Linked DNA regions of Mus musculus: region 2 is linked to region 1. The links are chromatin contacts, found by Hi-C or POLR2A ChIA-PET in ENCODE. All regions are on one chromosome and are shown on one strand. Each heading gives the region's core, a stretch centred on a gene start or an enhancer-like site at or near the end of the contact. The rest is flanking DNA. Distances are from core to core; before and after follow the strand shown.

The links. Hi-C counts contacts between places; a loop is a spot of excess contacts on that map. ChIA-PET counts read pairs that join two places held with the same protein, here RNA polymerase II (POLR2A).
Region 2: a map of CH12.LX shows a loop between it and region 1 (2.5-fold over the local background). The contact joins the promoter of Mcm6 here to the promoter of Cxcr4 in region 1. A Hi-C loop is called at or near these places in 15 of 37 maps with a recorded cell type or tissue (CH12.LX, Patski, adrenal gland and 5 more). POLR2A ChIA-PET finds 5 or more read pairs at or near these places in 2 of 5 experiments (both embryonic stem cell).

Annotation. Positions count from the first base shown.
Region 1 is chr1:128,590,248-128,594,209 of GRCm38, reverse strand. Cxcr4 (chemokine (C-X-C motif) receptor 4) reads left to right here and starts at 1,911. Exons shown (of 2, transcript NM_009911.3): 1 at 1,911-2,021. The coding sequence starts at 2,001.
Region 2 is chr1:128,357,212-128,361,285 of GRCm38, reverse strand. Mcm6 (minichromosome maintenance complex component 6) reads left to right here and starts at 1,581. Exons shown (of 17, transcript NM_008567.2): 1 at 1,581-1,827. The coding sequence starts at 1,721.

The sequences.
Region 1 (3,962 bases), core at 662-3,161:
TCTCCCATTTTAGCCTTTGGGAATGCAGGAATTTGGAGGCTAGACACAGCTCACCATCCTGCTGCTACCGATCTTGAACACCAGCGCTCTTTTAATGGGTCTGATATTCCGGTCCACGGGCTCTTCTGTCTGTCCTAACTAGTTTATGGAAATATGAGCCTATGTTTTAGTAATGATTGGATATAATTAAAAGTGCTTGTGGAAGTTCTTGGCTTTTAACTTAGCAGTTTTTGAGGGTCGCACTTCCTAATTTCATCCTTAGCTTTTCTGGATCACATAAGTGCAGGGCAGAAGAGGACTTTGACAGCACATTTTGAAGGAGAGTGCCCAGGCCATACAGGAAGATGGAGAGAGACGAGTTCCCAGGCTGTAAAACAGCTCCCCAGCACTTCCAACCGAAAGCCTTCCTTAGCTAAAGAAGGAGGTGCAAATGATAGTACAGTTAGTAGACTGCTTGCCTAGCCTACACAAAGCTCTGATTTAAGCCCTATCAGCACGAAAATTGGGCGTGGTGGCACACAACTGTAATCCCAGTACTAGGCAGGTGACAAACGGGATCATCAGAAATTCATGGTCATCCTTAACTACATACGGAGCCTGAGTCCAGCCTGTACTACATAAAACTGCCTCAAACAAAACAAACAAACAAACAAACAAACAAACAAAAAAGGAACGGGAGAAGTGGGGCGGGGATGGAGTTGAGGGCGCAGTCTGGGCCTGCCTATCCTTTGGTCCATTCCAGGAGGGGGTGGGGGCGGTATCTGGGTTGCATAGCAACCCAGGCTCCTGCTGCCGGATGTCTCACCACCCCCAGTGCCCCCGGCATTGGATCCCGCGGTCTCTGGCTGGAGGTCTGGTTGGTTCTGACCCCACCCTTTTCTCCCTCCCCGCCTAGCCCAGGCTCGGCGCCGGTCGGATCCCGCGCGAGCCTGGGAAGCAGTCTGGGCGCCCACTGCAACCTTAGCCTGTCTGAGATTCCCTAGCCATCCACGCCCCCAACCTGACCTAACTAGCTCTTCACTAAGACTTCCCATCTTAGTGTTCTGCGTGGGAGACGCGAGATAGGCATGAAGCGAAAGCTCTGGGCTCAGGCCAGGCTTTGCAGTCCCAGGCTGCTCCATTTGGTCTCTTGGAGCTCGTGGAGCGCCCACTGACTGCGCATGAATCGCGGCTAGCTTCCCAGCTGGGACTCTGTAATTATCTGTTAACTAGATGCATCCCCCTATGTGCTTATGAAATGAAAATGAACCAGTGTTTCTGTGCGGATTTCTTAGGATGTGATTACACAAAGTCCTCGCCGCTCAATTCTTTATAATAAAGCACATTTCAATCATTTTACATACACACACACCCAAATCTCTTCACGAAATTGTTGCCACTATTGTGACTTTCTTCCTGGGAGTATATCTGCTTCTGGATGGGTCCGCAAGTGCTTTCTGCCACACCTGACCCTAATGTCATTATATGAATATGTAGTAACACACACTTGCTTGGAAGAGTTTTGGTAGTAATCACTCCTGACAGCTCAGAGTATAGAACCCTGGCGGAGGTTCCAACATTGCCGCCTACTGGTTAGGCAGGCTCCAAGTCACACACCCCCATCCCCAGTCTTGTCTCAAGTTCTCCACCCGTAAACTCCAGGTCTAAAATTCTATCCACGTGGGTAAGGATGGATGCGCGACCCGCAGAAACACCCTGGCTGGCATCCTGCTTTCCCCAACTCTGAGAACATTATCCGGCCAGGCTCTGGACCCATACTGACTTAAAACACAACAGCAGTGGCTCTTGGACTTCTGTTTGCCCGCGCCCTGCGCCCCGCCCCCGCCAGTCTCCTCCCGCCCCGTCCGAGCTGCGCATGCGCCGCCCCGGGAGCGTGTTTTTATAAAAGTCCGGTTCGGGCCAGAAACTTCAATTTTGTTGCCTGGTGCAGCAGGTAGCAGTGAAACCTCTGAGGCGTTTGGTGCTCCGGTAACCACCACGGCTGTAGAGCGAGTGTTGCCATGGAACCGATCAGTGTGAGTGTAAGTCCACTTGCATCCTACTTTATAGTAAACGTGCAAACGTGTGAACTTAGAGCTCAGCCCCTTTAAGGAGCGGGTTGAAGCAACTAAAACCTTGAGGGGTGTCAGGGTCACAAGGAGGAGCGGGAACTAATTTTTTTTTATGTGTGTGAACATGGCTATAGGGGGAGGAAGATAGGAATATTTTTGCCAGTAAGTTGAGTGGGACGGGTTCAGATGGAGCTTTCCTAAGGTTGCTCTTGTTTCCCTCCCCCTTGAGTCCCGCGGCGCGCGCCGACTTGCACGCTGTTTGCAAACGTCCCAGTTTTTTGAAAAAGGGAGAAGGGCTTGCCCTCTGTCCCAAGACTCAGACCATCGTCTGGTCCTCCTGAAAACAGGAGTTTTCTTAGAGTTTCTTACATTGTGTGAATTTAGAGACTTTAGTCGGCACGCGTAGGCACTACATTCTGGGTGAGCTTCGAACCGGAGCGTCTTGGAGCGGTTCTTGGAGTTAGGAGTGCGGTTCTGAAATTCCATAGTGCAGACAGAGGAGCGCCCGTCTTCGGCGGGAAAAGTGAGCTAGTCTGCCGCGTCGCTTGCCTAGAGGGGGGGCACAAACTGCGGCAGCCGCGGAGAGAACGTCGCTTTGGGATGGAGCAGCAGCGCTTTGCGGGCATCCGACCCGCCACTTCCCCGCAGTGGCAAACGAACCTCCCGAGGTCGGGCTTGCCTTTAGGATCGTTCCTGAGAAAGGGTCATAAGTCTGTACCATGATGCTGCTGGCCATGACGGCGGTTGGGGACAGGAGGGCATGTTGGGACCGCACCTGGGTTGTGCCGGGTCGCCGGAGGGATGAACAGGTGCAAGCTCGGAGACTGTTTGACTGAGCCCCAGTGTTTAACCGTCGGTGGTTTCCTGAGCCTTTTGAAACCCCCTCGCTTAGGGAGGGTTTTGTTCTTTGGTGATTTTTTTTTTTTTTTCCGTTTCCTCCGGCGGCGCGCAATTCAAAGGCGCTCGCGCTGGAGCAGCCCAATCTGTCGCTCGCACCCGGAGGAACGATCCTGGCGCGCAGCCAGGAGGAACCCCTAGAACCGCTGTGTGTTGGTCGTAGACCTGGGTATGATGGGCAACGGTGCCAGCCCCTAGGTGGGTGACTCGGACATCGGGGTGCGCACGGTCTGGACCACTCCTGCTGCCTACCTCGGACTCCAGTAACTAACTGGGTCCGCTGCAGGATGGGAAGCGACCGGAAAGTGAGGAAGTGAAACTTGGGGGCGAAAACCACGGGGTACAGACCCCGTGACTTTCCCCACCCAGGACAGTGTGACTCTAACGTCCCAGATCCACCCAGTGATAAACATGGGTTTGGCAAGAGAGACCCACCTTCCAGAGAAGCGCCGCACGGGGTGAAGTAGGGGAGTGCTATTTGCTCCTTTCTAACACTCTGCTGACCCTAAACCCCCAAAGACCTTCACATTATCCAGCTTTCTTCACTACGCATGACTCGAAATGTAATAGTTTGTGTTAGACAGACGTGAGAAAAACAAGGTTTTGCGCCTAAAAAGCTAAGAGTCTTTGGGGGACCCCCACCGTCAAGCTCCGTCTTTCTTTCTTTCTTTCTTTCTTTCTTTCTTTCTTTCTTTCTTTCTTTCTTTCTTTCTTTCTTTCTTTCTTTCTTTCTTTCTTTCTCTCTCTCTCTCTCTCTCTCTCTCTCTCTCTCTCTCTCTCTTTCTTTCTTTCTTTCTTTCTTTCCTTCCTCCTTTGGCTAATCCTCATACAGAAATCCCATCTCCTTCAACACAGACTTTAACCCCACGCCGCTGGATACCACCGCACACAGTTTTGAGAGTGACTTCTTTGTTTGAATGGAGGATTTGTTTGTTTGGTTTGGTTGTGGGTTTTTTTGGCTTGGGTTTTTGTTTGTTTGTTTGTGGTTGGGGGGGGCTTTACTTTTTTTCCTCC
Region 2 (4,074 bases), core at 332-2,831, 230 kb after region 1:
AGCTGGATCTCTTGACTTCAAGGCCAGCCTGGTCTACAAATCAGGTTCCAGGAAGCCAGGATTACTACACATAGAAATACTGGCGCACGCCTTTAATCCCAGCACTCGGGAGGCAGAGGCAGGCAGATTTCTGAGTTCGAGGACAGCCAGGGCTACACAGAGAAACCCTGTCTCGAAAAAAACAAAAAAACAAAAAAAAAAAGAAAAAAAGAAAAAGAAAAGAAATACTCTCTCTAAAAATAAAAAGGCCCATCCAATATCTGGGCCACACCTGGTGACAGCATACCTAAAATGACACAGAAGGAAGCCTTTTGTGCGTTTGCCTGCCTGTCCTCACTCTCACTGGCAAGTCCATCTATCATCCTGCTGCTGAGGCAGCAATTAATGTATTAGAACCTGTTTCTTCAGGACTCCCAACATTTAATGAAAACCTGCTAAGACATCCAGCCTTGTGGGCTGAACCACCATCTGCTTGGCGTTTTTATTGGAAGACAGCCACTGTTGAGCTAGCCAGACAACAGCCTGTATGCTAAACTTAGTAAATCCTGTGTGTGTGTCTTTATCAGTTTTGTTTCTCTAGAAAGCCCCAGGATTCTCACTCAGTGAAGGCTACATTTGGAGTTGGCAAAGGAGGGAGGGATTTGAGGCTTCAAGTCTTCAACACCTTCAATTGCAGATCTCTATAGTATATTTCCTAATAGATTATAAAAGTATTAATTTTATATACTCTGCCTGGCATTAAATTTTTAACATCCAGTAAGCCTCGAAAAAGTGACTTATTTATTCTGGTCCAGGTTTACTGTGTCCTGGAAGCCCAGGATAAAAGTGCTGGTGGTGAAACAAGTTATCAGCACTAAGCTATCAAAGTCGAGGAGGGACTGGCAATGTGGATCATTTACTAGCAAGGTAGTCCTTGTTCTACACTCAGAAGGCTTTAGGTTCAGTCCCAGCACCACGTGAACCCAGAATTCAAGGCCAGCCTGGGCTATGTGAGACCCTCTCAGTTTAAAAAAGAAAAGAAAGTCAAATGGTATGCAGATTGTCAGAATATATCTATCTCTGTCTTTTTAAGTGTATGTGTATGCACATGTGTTCTTAGAAGTCAGAAGAGGGTATCAAAGTCGCTAAGCTGGAGTTAAAGGTGGTGACTGTCTCATGTAGCTGCTAAGAAACAAGCTTGGGTCCGCTGCGGAATGAGTTACTCTCTAAGCCTTTGCTCCTGTCCTCCACCTGACTTTTAAGGGGCTCTCTCCTGTAGTTTGGTTTGCTCATACCTTACTTCCTCCAGATGCACAATTCACAGTAGGTTTAACCCTGAGTGACCAAAAACAAAACAAAAAAACCCAAAAAAGTCTATACATAAACTCTGGGGGTAAAGGGAGAGAGGGAGGGGTTAGCTCCTCAAGCCAAAACAACCAGAGGGTGGGTGCGACTACATTGCGCATGGGCAAAAGCTTCATGGCGTATGCTTTTGGCGCGAAAAGTGCGTGCGGTGGGCGGGGCTCTGTACGGAACCGCCATTGATTGGACGGGTTTGGCGCGAAGTAGCTCAGCTCCTACCCTGTTATTGGCTGAGGTGAGAGGGCGGGGCTAGCCGGAGGCGCGCGCGAAGTGGCAGCGCGGAAGGAGCTACGCGTGGAACCTGCGGCCGGGCTATCTGCAGCTGCGGACTCTCCTCCGCGGTGGTCTTCCCTCAGCAGCGCGTACTCTCGGCGCCGCCATGGACCTCGCAGCGGCCGCGGAGCCCGGCGCCGGAAGCCAGCACCCGGAGGTGCGCGACGAGGTGGCCGAGAAATGCCAGAAGCTGTTCCTAGACTTCCTGGAAGAGTGAGTGGCCTCCGGGGGCTCGCGGGCCGGGCGGAGACCGGGGCCATGTGTGCTCCGGAAGGGATGGGCCCCGGCCCGGCGGGAATCCGAAGCCTCCTCGACTCCTTTCTTCACCGCAGCGCTCCCTTGTGTCATACTGTGCTGCTTTTTCATTACGTTTCTAAAACAGGGTTTCGAACTCGCTGTGTAGCCAAAGATGATTTTGAACTTGTAATCCTCCAGCCTCCGCTTAGCTTGTGCTGGAATGACAGATGTGCACCGCCATGACTAGTTGGGGCGATGCTGGGAATGAATCCCAGCAGGACTCACGTCGCAACCCAGTGAGGCCAGAGTTTGGTTTTTTGGGAGGTGGGGGGGGGGGGGGGGGGCGTTACCTCTTGAGTAGGGTTGGGCACACAGCCCAGAACCAGGAGCTTGCAATGCAAGCAAACCTGGGCCAGCTCGTTCTAACAGGAATCTATGGCTTGATGACTGTTCAGTGAAATGAGTTCTGCCCTATATAATGAAAGAATTGTTCTAGACATCTAGCTGCCTCCTTCCCATCCCTCCCTCCGCTTCTAGCACCTAGCAGCAACCACATACCAGTGTGCTCCTTACTCTTCCGCCTCCAATAGTAAACAATTCTTTTCTTTTTCTTTTTAAAGATTATGTCAGTATATAACAAAAACTTAAGAGTTTTGACCTTTTGGGAGTGTACAACAAGCATCTTGAGGTGCATTCAACTTGTACAATGATCCCTGTTTGAAACTCTTCCAACTCTACCTACTAAATAGTTAGAGCCTCTCTAACTCTCCTAGCCTCCTGACACCTGCCACACTTCTAACATTGAACTGGATCACTATAGGTGCCTCCGATAAGTGTGTGTGGCTAATTTTGCTAGACATGCAGCTTATTGTAATCAAGGGTTTGCCTTTTAAGGCAGAATAAAATGACATGGCACGCGTATACTGGTTACCACATATTGCTGATCTAGTCGTCCTTTTGGCTCTACAGCTATCTTTTGAAGTTCTGCTATACTTAAAACTGTAAGCAGGCCAGTGTTGGGCACAAGCCAGCGGTAGACGGATCCTATGAGTTCAAGGCCAGCCTGGTCTACAAAGTGAGTTCCAGGACAGAGCTCAGGGCTACATAGAAAGTCTGGTGCTGAAAAACAAAACAAACAAAAATAACCCTCTGGAATTTAAATTCTATGTTCCAACCTTTGTAATGTTTTTGGCAGTCGGTACAGCTGCTTGTCCTTCAAAACCCAAGTCTCCTTTTGATTAAAGTCTGTGTAAACCAGCAGTTCTCAACATGTAGATCAGGATCCCTTGGGGCACATACCAGATCCATATGCACAGTATGGTCCATAACAGCAAAATTAGTTATGAAGTAGCAATGAGATGGTTTTATGGTTGGGGTCATCACACATGAGGAACTGTATTAAAGGGTCTCAGCGTTAAGGTCGAGAACCACTACTTTAGACCATTCAGGCAACAAGCAGTAGCTACTTCTTTGCCTGTGATCCCAGCAGGCCTGCTATTTTCCAGATGCCAAGGGCCTTTTCTTGGTAGCTAAGAGCTGGAGCTAAGCATAAACAGGACTTAGTTTTTAAAATAATCAACTTCCATTCACAGAGCAGCTTTGCTTTTGCTTGCAGAAGAGTCTAAATATTTCTTTTTTGTTTGTTTTTATTTTGAGACAGGGTTTCTTTGTGTAGCCCCTTCAACTCAGACATGTGCTTAACTCTGCCTCCCAAGCACTGGGGCTAAAGGTGTGCACTGTCGCCACCCAGCTATGTCTAAATTTTCTGTTAGTTTCATTTTCCATGAGTCACCACGGGTGGCTCAGCTATCTATTTTTTGCTGCTTGCTTGTTTTCTTAATAATGTTAGGGAAGGAACCCAGACAGAGCCTTACACATGGTAGACAAGCATTCCGCCCCTGAGTCTGTGTCTCCAGCATCTATCCCCTTTGTTTCTTTATTTGATAGAACTTACTGTGTTGCCATAGCTGTCTGGATTCACAGAATCATTCTCTGCTGGGATAAAGGCGTGCACCACTGCACCCAGCTCCCTGGGCCTTTTTTGACTTTTTTAGTTTTGAGAGAAGGTCCCTTTTAAGTTGCCCAGTCAGTCCTTGAACTTCCAACTTTCCATCTTTAGCCTCGGTAACAAGGATTAACAGGCCCACATCACCAAGCTCTGCCACTTCTTTCTCATAAATTTACCTTTTAATGACACCAATGCCACCTTTTACACCTGTGAAT